Regions from separate parts of the Homo sapiens genome. Here region 2 is linked to region 1. A link is a contact called in ENCODE POLR2A ChIA-PET data. All regions are on one chromosome and are shown on one strand. Each heading gives the region's core, a stretch centred on a gene start or an enhancer-like site at or near the end of the contact. The rest is flanking DNA. Distances are from core to core; before and after follow the strand shown.

The links. ChIA-PET counts read pairs that join two places held with the same protein, here RNA polymerase II (POLR2A).
Region 2: POLR2A ChIA-PET joins it to region 1 with 11 read pairs in naive thymus-derived CD8-positive, alpha-beta T cell. The contact joins the enhancer-like site here to the promoter of FKBP10 in region 1. POLR2A ChIA-PET finds 5 or more read pairs at or near these places in 2 of 52 experiments (B cell and naive thymus-derived CD8-positive, alpha-beta T cell).

Annotation. Positions count from the first base shown.
Region 1 is chr17:41,808,785-41,815,648 of GRCh38, reverse strand. FKBP10 (FKBP prolyl isomerase 10) reads right to left here and starts at 2,645. Exons shown (of 10, transcript NM_021939.4): 1 at 2,370-2,645. The coding sequence starts at 2,614. P3H4 (prolyl 3-hydroxylase family member 4 (inactive)) reads left to right here and starts at 3,700. Exons shown (of 8, transcript NM_006455.3): 1 at 3,700-4,195; 2 at 4,365-4,517; 3 at 4,615-4,786; 4 at 5,815-5,943. The coding sequence starts at 3,734. RefSeq lists enhancers at 1-342, 343-844, 3,331-3,440 and a silencer at 3,581-4,070.
Region 2 is chr17:42,243,213-42,250,076 of GRCh38, reverse strand. All of the region lies in intron 1 of STAT5B (signal transducer and activator of transcription 5B), which reads left to right. Among named protein-coding and RNA genes, the nearest start is that of STAT5B, 30 kb to the left of the region's middle. Within about 2 kb of position 3,381, at least 14 of the 41 ENCODE cell types and tissues checked have a DNase peak (open chromatin) inside an H3K27ac peak, as active enhancers do.

The DNA.
Region 1 (6,864 bases), core at 1,396-3,895:
CCCGTCTCTACTAAAAATACAAAAAAAATTGTGGAGGCGCCTGTAGTCCCAGCTAATCGGGAGGCTGAGGCAGGAGAATGGTGTGAACCCAGGAGGCGGAGCTTGCAGTGAGCAGAGATCGCGCTACTGCACTCCAGCCTGGGGGACAGAGCAAGACTCTGTCTCAAAAAAAAAAAAAGTTTTCTAAGTTGTGTGGGCGCGGGGGCTCACGCCTGTAATTCTAGCACTTTGGGAGGCTGAGGAGGGTGGATTGCCTGAGCTCAGAAGTTTGTGACCAGCCTGAGCAACATGGTGAAACGCCATCTCTACTAAAATATGAAAAATTAAGGCTGGGCGCCGTGGCTTACGCCTGTAATCCCAGCACTTTGGGAGGCCGAGGTGGGCGGATCACGAGGCTGGGGTGGCATGTCTGACTGTGTGACACGTAGACAGACAGGGCCTCCGCAGGGAGCCATGCCCTACCCCCAGGTCCAGCTGGCTGTCTTCTTATAATACCCACCCGCCTTTTTCAAGACCAGTCTGGCCAACATAGTGAAACCCCTCTCTACTAAAAATACAAAAAAATTAGCCGGGTGTGGTGGTGTGCACCTGTAATCCCAGCTACTCGGGAGGCTGAGGCAGGAGAATCACGTGAACCTGGGAGGCAGAGGCGGAGGTTGCAGTGAGTTGAGATTGCTCCATTGCACTCCAGCCCAGGCAACAGTGTGAGACTGTGTCTCAAAAAACAAAAACAAACAAACAAACAAAAATTAGCTGGGCGTGGTGGCATGCGCCTGTAATCACAGCTACTTGGGAGGCTGAAGCAGGAGAATTGCTTGAACCCAGGAGGTTGCAGTGAGCTGAGATGGCACCACTGCACTCCAGCCTGGGCGACAGAGTGAGCCTCCAGCTAAAAAACAAAAAGTTTTCCAAGCTCAACACTCATGAGCTGGGCTCCCAGAGTCCCCATCAGGGATGACATCCCCTAAATCCCAACCCCTGCCTCACTCCTAGCAGTCAAGGGCTCAGGGCTGCACTTCTGGCTACTACCCTATATCTGAATTTGCCCACCAAGCAGACAGGTTTTAAGTCTGGACTGTTTCCTTCTCAGTGTTGTTATGAAGGCTTAAGCTCTGCATTAAGTTTCTACAAGTTCCACAGCATCAGGTCATATGGTTTTCCTCAGGGTCAATGTTAATGTGTGCTGAACTGGCTGGAGGACTGCCAGGCCCTGTGAGAAGCCTACGTTCATTCATCCATGTCCTTGGAGTCCTAACATCAGCCTTAGCAAGTAGGTCCTGTTTTTGTCTCCACTTTTCAGATAAGGAAAGTGATGCCTAAAGAGACAAAATTCTCTGTCCATGGTCATAGCCTGGATTTGAACCAGGGTCTTGGGACTCTTGGAGTTTGTAGGCTTACCCCAATATATGCCTGCCTCTAAAGTCATGGCCACTAATTTCCTGTGGGCTGAGTTGTGTGTTTCAGAGGAGGGTCTAAGAAACACTGACTTCTTTCAGTGTGCTGTGGGGTCTGTGTGTAACTGGGACCCTAGATTTACCCCTGAGGCTGGCATACAGCCCTGCCCTGTCCCCGCTAACAAAAGTGGACTTGCTGGGGCAGACCAAAGGCCTGGGTCAGACCAGGAGGCCACCTTACAAACCCCAAGGCTGGCAAAAATGGGCGGCCTGTGCCTCTGGCCTGGTGTACCTAAAATGGAGAGAGATGAGGGTTCCAGGAGAACCAGAGAGGGAGGAATGAAATTCCTCCAAGGAGCCCAGGGTGGCATGTCCGACTGTGTGACACGTAGACAGGGCCTCCGCAGGGAGCCACGCGCTACCCCCAGGTCCAGCCGGCTGTCTTCTTATAATACCCACCAGCCTTTTTCCCTGCCCACCAGCCGCTGAAAACTCCCACCCCCTCCAAAAAAAAGTTCTATTCCCTCTTCTCTGACCACAAAGGCACTGAAAACAGTGGAACCAGAAGGGGAGTCAGGGTGGGTGGAAAGGTACGGGGTCCAGGCTGATAGACCATCCCAGGGTTCTTAAGCAGCAGGGACCACCCCCTTCCCCCCAACACTGTAGATCAGAACACCCCTCTCCATCAGGTCATTACATACAGCCCTGGTAACTACACAAGGCAGTTCACCTTGATTATCGAGTCCTTTCCGGGATGTGGAGAGCTTGTGAGAAAGAAATGGGATCCTTTGAGAAGTGAGGGTTTGGAAGTGGGGGCAGGAGGGTATCTTTGGGGAGATGGGTGTCTGGGAGGCCCCAGGGGTGCTGTCTAGGGTTAGAGTATTGGGATGCAGAGCTTAAAAGAGGCAACAAGGAAACAGGACCCCGGGTTCAGGGGACGGAGTGGTGAATCCGGGGGCGCCCAACCGGGGTTACCTTGAATCAAACTTCTTGCCATCTTCAAAAGTGCCGTTGTAGTGGTAGCGCACAAAATCCCCCATCTGCACTTCCCGGGGACAGGCCCTGGGGATGTGGTACCTCTCGATGACCACATCTTCCAGGGGGCCCCCGGCCGGGCTGGCGCGGCCCAGCCCCCTCCCCACGGCCTGCACCACCAGTAGCAGCAACTGCAGCAGGGGGAGCCGGAGGAGGCTGTGGCTGGGGGGGCCCGCGGGGAACATGGTGCCTGGAGTTGGGACCGCCGGCAGTGAGGGCGAGCGAGGGAGTCGCCACCAACCTCCTTCCCCCCGCCTCCCAGAACTGGCTCCCCCTCTTCCTGTCCTCTTTCCCTACCCCCGCCCTGGCTGGTCCACGTGGAATGGGGGCTGGGAAGACTGAGCTGGCCTGGCCGGGAGGAGCGGGGGAGGGGGTTGCAATAGGAGGAGGGGGCCAGGCTGAGTGTGTTAGAGTCTGAGGGAGGCACTACAAAGAACTCTAGGTTCCCCCTCCCCCCATCTCCATCCCTGGCTGCGAGACCTGGGGCCTGGCCAGGGAGAGAGGCTCGGGAAAGATGAGAACTCTGAGTGGACACCAAAGGAAAAAAAAAAAAAAAAGTTCAATGACTTTTTCCGGAGCCCCCGGGTCCTAAAGCCGGGCGGAGATGAACCTTGCTTCTTTCGCGGGCACTTCGAATTCTAGTCCCCTCCAGGTGGGTGGTGAAGCCGCGGAGTGTGAGAGGCATCTCCGTGCTCATCCGTGACCCCAGCTGTACTCCAAGGGAAGGCATCTCCAGGGAAGAGCAGCTTGGTCCCGCAAAAGCTGGACTGAAAGAAGGACTTTGTGACTTGGGATGTGACGGGCACGGAGATGGAGTGGGGGGTGGTGGCAGCGCAAGGTGTGCAGGTGACAGCAGGTGTGTGCCTCCGACGTGGGCGGGGGAGACACTCGGAGGGTGCAGGAGGGCGCAGCGACGGAAGGCCCGGCTCCAGGGCTTCCTTCTCGTATGGGCAGCGCAGAGGAGGCGGCCCTCACTCAGTGTCCTGATCTCAGGCGGGGGCACTGTTTGCATGGGGAGGGGCTTCCTGGGCTTCCCATCTCTGGCGGGAAGCGCTCCCCGACGCATTCTCTACCTAGGGGACACCCCCAAGGCAGGAGCCCGGGCCGACGGAGAGGACTTAACGACACTATCGGACCCTCTGGGAAAAGAGGGGAGACGTCGTGACCCAGGCCCCGCCCCACCTTGCCGCCTCGTGCCCGGCGCTAAGACCCAGCGGGCGCGCCGCCCGCCCGGGGCCCGGCCCTGTCCCCTTCCGTCCGCGGGGCAGCCAGCTCAGCTCCGGAGAGCCGGCGGCGCGGCGGGCATGGCTCGGGTGGCGTGGGGGCTGCTGTGGTTGCTGCTGGGCAGCGCCGGGGCGCAGTACGAGAAGTACAGCTTCCGGGGCTTCCCGCCCGAGGACCTGATGCCGCTGGCCGCGGCGTACGGGCACGCTCTGGAGCAGTACGAGGGAGAGAGCTGGCGCGAGAGCGCGCGCTACCTGGAGGCGGCGCTGCGGCTGCACCGGCTCCTGCGCGACAGCGAGGCCTTCTGCCACGCCAACTGCAGCGGCCCCGCGCCCGCGGCCAAGCCCGATCCCGACGGCGGCCGCGCAGACGAGTGGGCCTGCGAGCTGCGGCTCTTCGGCCGCGTCCTGGAGCGAGCCGCCTGCCTGCGGCGCTGCAAGCGGACGCTGCCCGCCTTCCAGGTGCCCTACCCGCCGCGGCAGCTGCTGCGTGACTTCCAGAGCCGCCTGCCCTACCAGTACCTGCACTACGCGCTGTTCAAGGTGGGAGCCCGCCCCCACCCGGGGACCTGTCTCGGGCTGGGCGTCGTGGCTCCCCACAGATCGGTCGAAGGAGCGTTATCTTCACCCAAGGCACGAAGCCCGCCGTGCGCTCGGGGCCGCGAGCTCCGGTCTTGCTGACCCGCTCCCCCACCCCCTACCCCCCGACCAGGCTAACCGGCTGGAGAAGGCGGTGGCGGCGGCCTACACCTTCCTCCAGAGGAACCCGAAGCACGAGCTGACCGCCAAGTATCTCAACTACTATCAGGGGATGCTGGACGTCGCCGACGAGTCCCTCACGGACCTAGAGGCCCAGCCCTACGAGGTGGGGTGGAGGGTCAGGAGGAGGCTTGTAGAGGAGGGCTAGTAGAGGAGGGGAGATGTTGGGGGCGCCCTGACTCCCCCTGCCACGCCCCTTCCAGGCCGTGTTCCTCCGGGCTGTGAAGCTCTACAACAGCGGGGATTTCCGCAGCAGCACGGAGGACATGGAGCGGGCCTTGTCAGAGTACCTGGCAGTCTTTGCCCGGTGCCTGGCCGGCTGTGAAGGGGCCCATGAGCAGGTGGACTTCAAGGACTTCTACCCGGCCATAGCAGGTATCTGCCACCCAGACCACGGTGGGCGGTCCTCTCACCCACAGGGCCCGGTAAGGCAGATGTCCCCTTCATGCACGTGGAGCACTGCGAATGCGGAGGAGCCAGCCGGGAGGAAGGCCTTGTCTGTTGAGAAAGACGCTGGGTGCAGGGGCCCCAGCTGGGAGTGTCCAAGGGGCTGGATCAGTGAGTAGAGGCAGTGACATCCCTAAAGGGTTTGGGAAGCTTGGGTTCATAGGCCTTCCAGGCAGAGGGCAGTGCAGATGCAAAGGTGCAGCGGTGAGAAGTAACCCAGCAGATGTGTGCAGAAAGCAGTTGATAACCAGAAATTACACCTAGTCTTGGGATCTCTAACCCTGGGGTCCCTCGAGCAGGGGCAGAAAGGACTGTACTTGGCCAGGTGTGGTGGCTCACACCTGTAATCTCAGCACTCTGGGAGGCCGAGGCAGGCAGATCACGAGGTCAGGAGTTCAAGACCAGCCTGACCAACATGGTGAAACCCCGTCTCTACTGAAAGTACAAAAATTAGCTGGTCGTGGTGGCGGGCACCTGTAATCCCAGCTACTCGGGAGGCTGAGGCAGGAGAATCGCTTGAACCTGGGAGGCGGAGGTTGCATTGAGCCCAGATCGCGCCACTGCACTCCAGCCTGGTCGACAGGGCGAGACTCTGTCTCAAAAAAAAAAAAAAAAAAAAAAGACTGTCCTTTAGCTTCTCTGTTTGGACTTCTGCCCCATTTCTGGACCTCACCTGCTGCTCTCCCAGAATGCCCTGGCTCCCTCTGGCTTGGGGTGGTGGTTGAGTGGCAGGGGTGGTGAGTCAGCCCAGCCCACAGTCATCTTCCTCACCATCACTTGTCATATAGTATGCCAAGCACTTTACAGACATTCTCTCCTGTGATTGCAACAGCAACACATTTTCTGGACAAGCAGCTTGGCTTAGTAGGCAGAGATTGGATTTAGAGTCTTCTCCACTGGGGGGACGGAGATGTTCATTGCAATGCCAGCCTCTCACTGCTGCCTCCCACCCTCAGATCTCTTTGCAGAGTCCCTGCAGTGCAAGGTGGACTGTGAGGCCAATTTGACCCCCAATGTGGGTGGCTACTTCGTGGACAAGTTCGTGGCCACCATGTACCACTACCTGCAGTTTGCCTACTATAAGTGTGAGCCCCCTGGGTGGGCTGGCTTGGGCAGGGGACGAGGTGATAAGGGAGAGGACTGTATGGGAGCCTCCCAGAGTTGTGGGGAGCTTTCCTTCAGTATTGAGGACCCTGGGTGATAGGAGGAAAGTCTAGGGGTGGTGGGAATATGGGGAAGGCACCCTGGGAGTCTGGGGCAGGTGAGAGGCTTCTGAGTGAGAACAGACAGCAGCCTCAGGGAGAAGAAGAGGGTCTTTTGGGCAAATGACTAGACAACCAACAACTGCAGAGCACTTGACAGTTTATTTTTATTTTTGAAACGGAGTTTCACTCTTGCCCAGGCTAGAGTGCAGGGGCACGATCTCGGCTCACTGCAACCGCTGCCTCCCGGATTCAAGTGATTCTCTTAGCCTCCTGAGTAGCTGGGATTATAGGTGCCTGCCACCACACCCAGCTAGTTTTTGTATTTTTAGTAGAGACGGGGTTTCACCATGTTGGCCAGGCTGGTCTTGAACTCCTGACCTCAGGTGATCCACTGCCTCAGCCTCCCAAAGTGCTGGGATTATAGGCATGAGCCACCATGACCGGCCAACACTTGAGAGTTTATAAGTCACTTTATCTTATGTGGTCCTTTCACCAACACCATGCAGCTGGCATTACTGGACCGATTTTTCAGATGGGGAAACTGAGGCTTATAGGGCAAGGGGCTGTTGGTCTTATGACTAATAAAAAGTGGCACCAGGACTTGTGGCTCTCCTCACTGGAGAGATCCTGGCATCCACTGGGGCTGGAATGGACAGCCTCCAGTGTTCCTGCAGCTCGGAGATGCCAAGATTCAGACAGAGCCAGGAGTCAGAGCAGAGGGGCTGAGAACCCAGGGGCCAGGAGACCCTTCCTGGGTACACATAGCAGAGAGGCTAAGGGCCTCTAATTCACTAGAGCCAT
Region 2 (6,864 bases), core at 2,132-4,631, 430 kb before region 1:
TTCCCTTCCTTCTCCTTCACTTTTATACTCAAAAGGGTCTAATTTTGCTCCTCTGGGAAGATTGAATGCGTAGGCTTTCATGTAGTTTAACACTCTCTTAATTTAAAGAAGTCTGGGTTTGGTGCAGTGGCTCACGCCTGTCATCCCAGCACTTTGGAGGGCCGAGGTGGGTGGAGCGCTTGAGTTCAAGAGTTCGAGACCAGCCTGGGCAACATAATGAAGCCCCGTTTCTACTAAAAATACAAAAAATGAGCCAGGCATAGTGGCACACACCTGTGGTCCCAGCTACTCAGGAGACTGAGACAAGAGGATTGCTAGAGCCTGGGAGGCAGAGGTTGCAGGGAGCTGAGATCACGCCACTGCACTCCAGCATGGGTGACAGGGTGAGACCCTGTCTCAAAAAAAAAAATTATATTTTCTATCCTCTTCCCCTTTTTGTTATGTGTTTTACAGTCTTTTCTCCATGTCTAATCTAAGAAACTTATATATTCATTGTATATATATCTACTGGTTGTCAGCATTGAACCTTGCCTGTGCCCTAGCATGTTGCAGAATGACTGACTTGACTTTATTTTGAGAATAAGTTCAAAATTTATTCTTTTTTTATCAGTTGACTAGGGACCTTATCTGTTGTTGCATTTATTATCTCTAAAATACCATCTTCTTTTTCTTTTTATTTTTTTTGAGATAGAGTCTCACTCTGTTGCCCAGGCTGGAGTGCAGTGGTGCAATCTTGGCTCTCTGCTACCTCCACCTCCCAGGTTCAAGCAATTCTCCTGCCTCAGCCTCCCGAGTAGCTGGGATTACAGTCACGCGCCACCACACCCAGCTAATTTTGTATATTTTTGGTAGAGACGGGGTTTCACCATGCTAGCCAGACTGGTCTCAAACTCCTGACCTCAAGTGATCCACTGGCCTTGGCCTCCCAAAGTGCTGGGATTACAGGCCTGAGCCACCTCACCCAGCCTACCATCTTATTTTTAGATGGAGACTTCTGGACATTGGTATAAAATCTGGATGGTTCCAGTCCTGACCTTTTCTTCATGTTTAATCTCACCTTCCTAACACTTCCACCACGTTGAAAAAGCGTAGCTCCATATGATCTTACTGCCCTTCGTTCAGTCAAGCGAGACACTGACATTGTGTAGATTCTGGGTCTCACATTTGCTTTGTTTTTATCTGGAGCTTTACTGGAAACTAAATGCTATTGCGTACTAGCTGCAGAAGCAGGAGGGGAAGTTGGCAAGAATTCGCTGCTTTCTGTTTGGTCTGTCTGAGGCAGCTGACCTTTTGGAAGGAAATCGCTGCTCTTCGCTTCTTCCGGTAACAGTGCCGCCTGTGAAAGAACACATACACAGAAGGGCTCTGCCGTTATCCTGGCTGATGCCTTGCAGCATAAGCTGTTAGTTAAGAGGTGGGAGCCTTTCAGTGCATCTGTTGTGTGCTGTAGGAGCATGCACTCAAGTTCCTACACCATGCTAAGTTGTGTGTAGATCTACTATTAGAGGTATAGTGAGAGACGGTCTGTTACCAGAAAAAGTAGGTTGCTTTAGCAAAAGTAATTGCATTTTATTTACTCCCACTATGAGTGCTGTAGTAAATGTGGACAATTATTTTGTGCACAATTTTAGTTCATCTTAATGTTAAATGTCCTGGTAATTGCTTTTTATACCTGGATAACCGTTGTTGTTTTTTTTTTTTCCCCAGCAGGACAAACATTTTGATTTGCTAAGACATGAGCTCTTATTAAATGTCATTTCTTCTCAGAATTAGAATAAGATTTTTTTTTTTTTTTTTTTTTTTGGACAAGATCTTACAATGTCACCCAGGCTGGAGTGCAGCGACACAATCACGGCTCACAGCAGCCTCAAACTCCTGGGCTTAAGCAGTTCTTCTGCCTGTCTCCTGAGTAGCTAGAACTACAGGCATGCGCCACCACACTGGGCTAATTTGTAAATTTTTTGTAGAGATGGAGTCTCACTATGTCGCCTAGGCTTGTTTCAAACTCCTGGCCTAATCAGTCTTCCCATCTCGGCCTCCCAGAGTGCTGGGTTTACAGGCATGAGCCACTGTGCCTGGCCCAGAATTATCTTCTTCTTTTTCTCATACATTTTTTTTTTTTTTAGAGAATGAGTCTGGCTCTGTCATCCATCTGGCATGCAGTGGCGCAATCATAGTTCACTGCAGCTACTAACTCCTAGGCTCAAGTGATTCTCCCACCTCATCCTCCCAAGTAACTAAGACTACAGGTGTGCGCCACCACACGCTACTACTTTTTGTTTTGCTTTCTTTGTAAAGACAGAGCCTTGATATGTTGCCCAAGCTGGTCTTGAACTCCTGAGCTCAGGTGATCCTCCTGCCTCAGCCTCCCAAAGTGCTGAGATTACAGGTGTGAGCCACTACACCTGGCCAAGATTTAGCTTCTTAACAAACCTGCTACTCGTTGGATCCACTTTTTCTGCAGGACTTGTTTTACTTAAACACAGGTAGTAGGACACCCCACAACTTGGGATTATTTTTGGAAAGCTGTAGTTGGGTTTCATATCACCCAGTAAGCAAACAAGGGAACTAACCAGCTGATGAAGCGTTTCTCTCTTAAAAGAGGAGATTTCAGTTTTGTATTGTTTTAACTAAAACATATTCAGTTCAGTTTTTATTTTGTTATTTGAAATGACATATTCAAGTTATGTCTAAGTAAAAATGAAACATTTTAATTCATGGCAAATTAAGAGAACACAGCTACCTGGAAAACGGGGCAAACTGCCATATCCTTCTGTATTTAGTTTTGGTTCGGTGGATAGGTGTGCTTTTCTAAGGTATTATTGGTCTCTTCCCTAGATTTGCTGTTGATGGCAGAGATGGTTGGGTGAAGGTTTGTGTTGATGTACATAAAAGACATAGAGATTAGTACAGAGAGAAACATCTCAGGGCCCCCTTAGCAAGATTGCCCTGCAGTGCTTCTGTTCTTGGAAACTGGTCTGATCTGTTCCACTTTCCTGGGGTAATGAAGAATCCAGGGGGAATACAAACCCTGCGTTGGTTTTAGGTATAGGTTCTTGGCACAAAATAAATTGATATCAACAAAACAGGAAGATTTCTCCCCGGTTCTGTTGGCCTTTGAGTAGGAGCGAAGTTAGGAACCAACAGCTGAGGTTTCCTGTGATCTGCTCTTGTAATGATAGCTTTCTAGACACCTTGAATTGTTACTCTTGAACTGTCAACGGCCTTCACGTAAGCCAGTTGTGTTCAGGTATGTGATTAGAGGTAAGGGATGTGTTTGTTTGTGTTTAGAAATGGGGTCTCACTTTGTGGCTCAGGCTTGAGCATAGCGGCGTGATCATAGCTCACTGCAGCCTTGACCTCCTGGGAGCGCTCCTGTCTCAGCCTCCTGAGTAGCTTGGACTGCAGAAGTGAGTCACCATGCCCAGCTAGAAAGTTTTTTATTTTAAAGAAATTCTGGTACCGTTGTGAGTGACTTTCTGTGTATTTCGTTCTATTTACAGTTGGTACAAGTTTGCTTAGTCACATCAAAGATGAAAGAGGGCCACTAATATATATAAATATATGTCAGAATTACAAATTAATCTGCTATTAACAGTCTTAAATCACTATTTGAAAACACATTTAAGGCACTATATATTTGAAAGTGAAAGAATTGCATTTTAAAAAAAATTTTTTTATAATTCTGAATTTTTACTTTATAATTCTGAATGTTCTACTTAAAATTAAAATTTTTTTATAATTCTGAATTTTTACTTTATAATTCTGAATGTTCTACTTAAATCAAGGCTGCCCAGGTAAGACAGTGTCATAACCTGGATATTATCATGTTAGGAAATATTTCTTCCTGTGTTTTATGTCTCTTTAAACTTGGTTCCTGTGGGATAGTCAGTAGTACCAATTCCCCATTGATTATTAAATTTATATCTTAAGTTTTACATTTTAAACACAATTTAATCAAAAACTTTACAAAAATTGTACCAAAAAGCCCCTTCACCTAAATGTAACAACTGTTTACACTTCTCTTTGACCTTTCTCTATTTGCCCTCTTGCATACGTGTTGCATACACTTTTCATTTAACATTCTTTTATTTCTACTCTAAAAAAATGTGTCTACAGGCCAGGTGTGATGGCTCACATCTGTAATCCCAGCAGTTTGGGAGGCCGAGGTGGGAGGATCACAAGGCCAAGAGTTGGACACCAGGCTGGCCAACATGGTGAAACCCCATCTCTACTAAAAATACAAAAATTAGGGCTGGGCGGGGTGGCTCACGCCTGTAATTCCAGCACTTTGGGAGGCCGAGGTGGGCAGATCACCCGAGGTCAGGAGTTCGAAACCAGCCTGGCCAACATGGTGAAAACCCGTCTCTATTAAAAATACAAAAAATTAGCCGGGCATGGTGGTGGGCACCTGTAATCCCAGCTACTCGGGAGGCTGAGGCAGGAGAATTGCTTGAACCTGGGGGGCGGAGGTTGCAGTGAGCCAAGATCGCGCCATTACACTCCAGCCTGGGCAATAAGAGCAAAACTCCGTCTCAAAAAAATAAAAATAAAAAATTAGCCAGGCATTGGTGGCAGATGCCTATGGTCCCAGCTGCTCAGGAGGCTGAGACAAGAGAATTGCATGAACGCGAGAGGTGGGGGTTGCAGTGAGCCAAGATCATGCCACTGCACTTTAACCCTGTTGAAAGAGCAAGACTCAGCCAGGCGCGGTAGCTCACGCCTGTAATTCCAGCACTTTGGGAGGCCAAGGTGGGCGGATCACAAGGTCATGAGGTCGAGACCATCTTGGCCAACATGGTGAAACCCTGTCTCTACTAAAACTACAAAAATTAGCTGGGCATGGTGGCGCGTGCCTGTAGTCCCAGCTATTCGGGAGGCTGAGGCAGGAGAATCGCTTGAACCTGGGAGGCAGAGGTTGCAGTGAGCCGAGATCGCGCCACTGCACTCCAACCTGGGTGACAGAGTGAGACTCCATCTCAAAAAAAAAAAAAAAAAAAAAATTAGCCAGGCATTGGTGGCAGATGCCTATCTATGGTCCCAGCTGCTCAGGAGGCTGAGACAAGAGAATTGGTTGAACACGAGCGGTGGGGGTTGCAGTGAGCCAAGATTGTGCCACTGCACTTTAACCCGGTTGAAAGAGCAAGACTCTGTCTCAAAAAAATAAATAAATAAAATAAAAATTTAAAAATGCGTCTACATGGTTTTTATATTTCAACATAGCTTTTATATTTCATTTAACTGGTTGCACCATATCCCATTAGATTAATACATTATAGTCTAATCATCCCCCTATTTTGGACATTTTGGTTATTTCTGTTTGTCCCGACGGTATATATCCCTGGGAATTGGCCTGAATCAAGGCACTTGTCAAAGAAAATTTTGCTAGGTAGAAACTAAACACTGTAATTCTCAATGGTAAGAGGGAGGCCATGAACTTTAATAGGGAAAATATTGGTAACATGTGTGGATTTATTAATAAATTGCCTGTTTTGTTTGTTTTTAACTTTCAAACAAGAGGAAAGGGATTATATTTCATTTAAGCAGTATAGAAACAGGGTATTGTAGTAGCTGAGGAGTTTTTTTCCTGAACTAAAAGATTTGAATTGTCCAAGAGACAGATTCTAAGATGAGTTGATCTTGAATTACAGTACAAATATAAACCTTCACTAGAAATTCTGAGGCTGGCTGGGTGTGGTGGCTCACACTTGTCATCCCAGCACTTTGGGAGGCCGAGGTAAGAGGATCACTTGAGCCCAGGAGTTCATGACCAGCCTGGGCAACATAGCAAGACCCCATCTCTAAAAAAAAAAAAAAAAAAATTAGCCGGGCATGGTGGCACACACCTGTGGTCCCAGCTACTCAGGGGGCTAAGGGAGGAGGATCACCTGAACCCAGGAGGTTGAGACTGCAGTGAGCAGTGATTACGCCATAGCACTTCAGCCTGAGTGACAGAGTGAGACCCTGTCTCAAAAAAAAAAAAAGAAAAGAAAAGAAAGAAAAAAATTCTGAAGGTAAGATAGGACTACATGGCAGCTTCAAATCATTTCTTATTTTTCCGTAATGCAGATGGTCATTAATTTTGGGCTACAGCAAGTGCTTTTAGTCATCTGGAAAGTGATACAGATGTAGCTTCTTCCCAAAGGGATCGCAAATCCATTATCTCCATGGATTTGGACATGGAGATAATGATAACACATGTACACTGTGGGCCACCATGGCACAAGAGAGCCCAACTTGCATGCTGGTGGCCTGCAAGCTGCAGCACAACGCCTAAGAAGTCCAGATTTTTATTGACCACCAGGGACAGTTTCAAAGTGAGAGTCAAACCTCTGCTTTCATTGCTTTGTTTTTCTTTTTTGGAATGTTTGCCCTTCATTTTGATTTTGAAAAAAGTGTACATGACTTAAAAGTGGAAAGAATAGAACAATGAGTACTCGCATATACTTCACCTAGGTTGAGCCAGTGTTCACAGTTGTTAGATTTACTTTCCCACACTCCCCACCACTGTCACTCTTCCGTTTCTCCTGCCAAAGTAAGATGCAGACGACATGGCCATTTACCCTCAAATACTTGACAGTGTATCTACTCCCAGCAAGGGCATTCTTCTACGCAACCTGAATGCCATTGTCACTCTCAAGAAATTTAGCAGTGATAAAGTAATATCTAATATATAATGATATAATGGCCTTTAGAGCTGTGGGTGTTTTTGTTTGTTTTGAGACAGAGTCTCACTCAGTTGCCCAGCCTGGAGTGCAAGTGGCGCAATCTCAGCTCACCACAACCTCTGCCTCCCGGGTTCAAGAGATTCTTGTGCCTCAGCCTTCAGAGTAGCTGCAACTACAGGCGTGTGCCACCACGCCC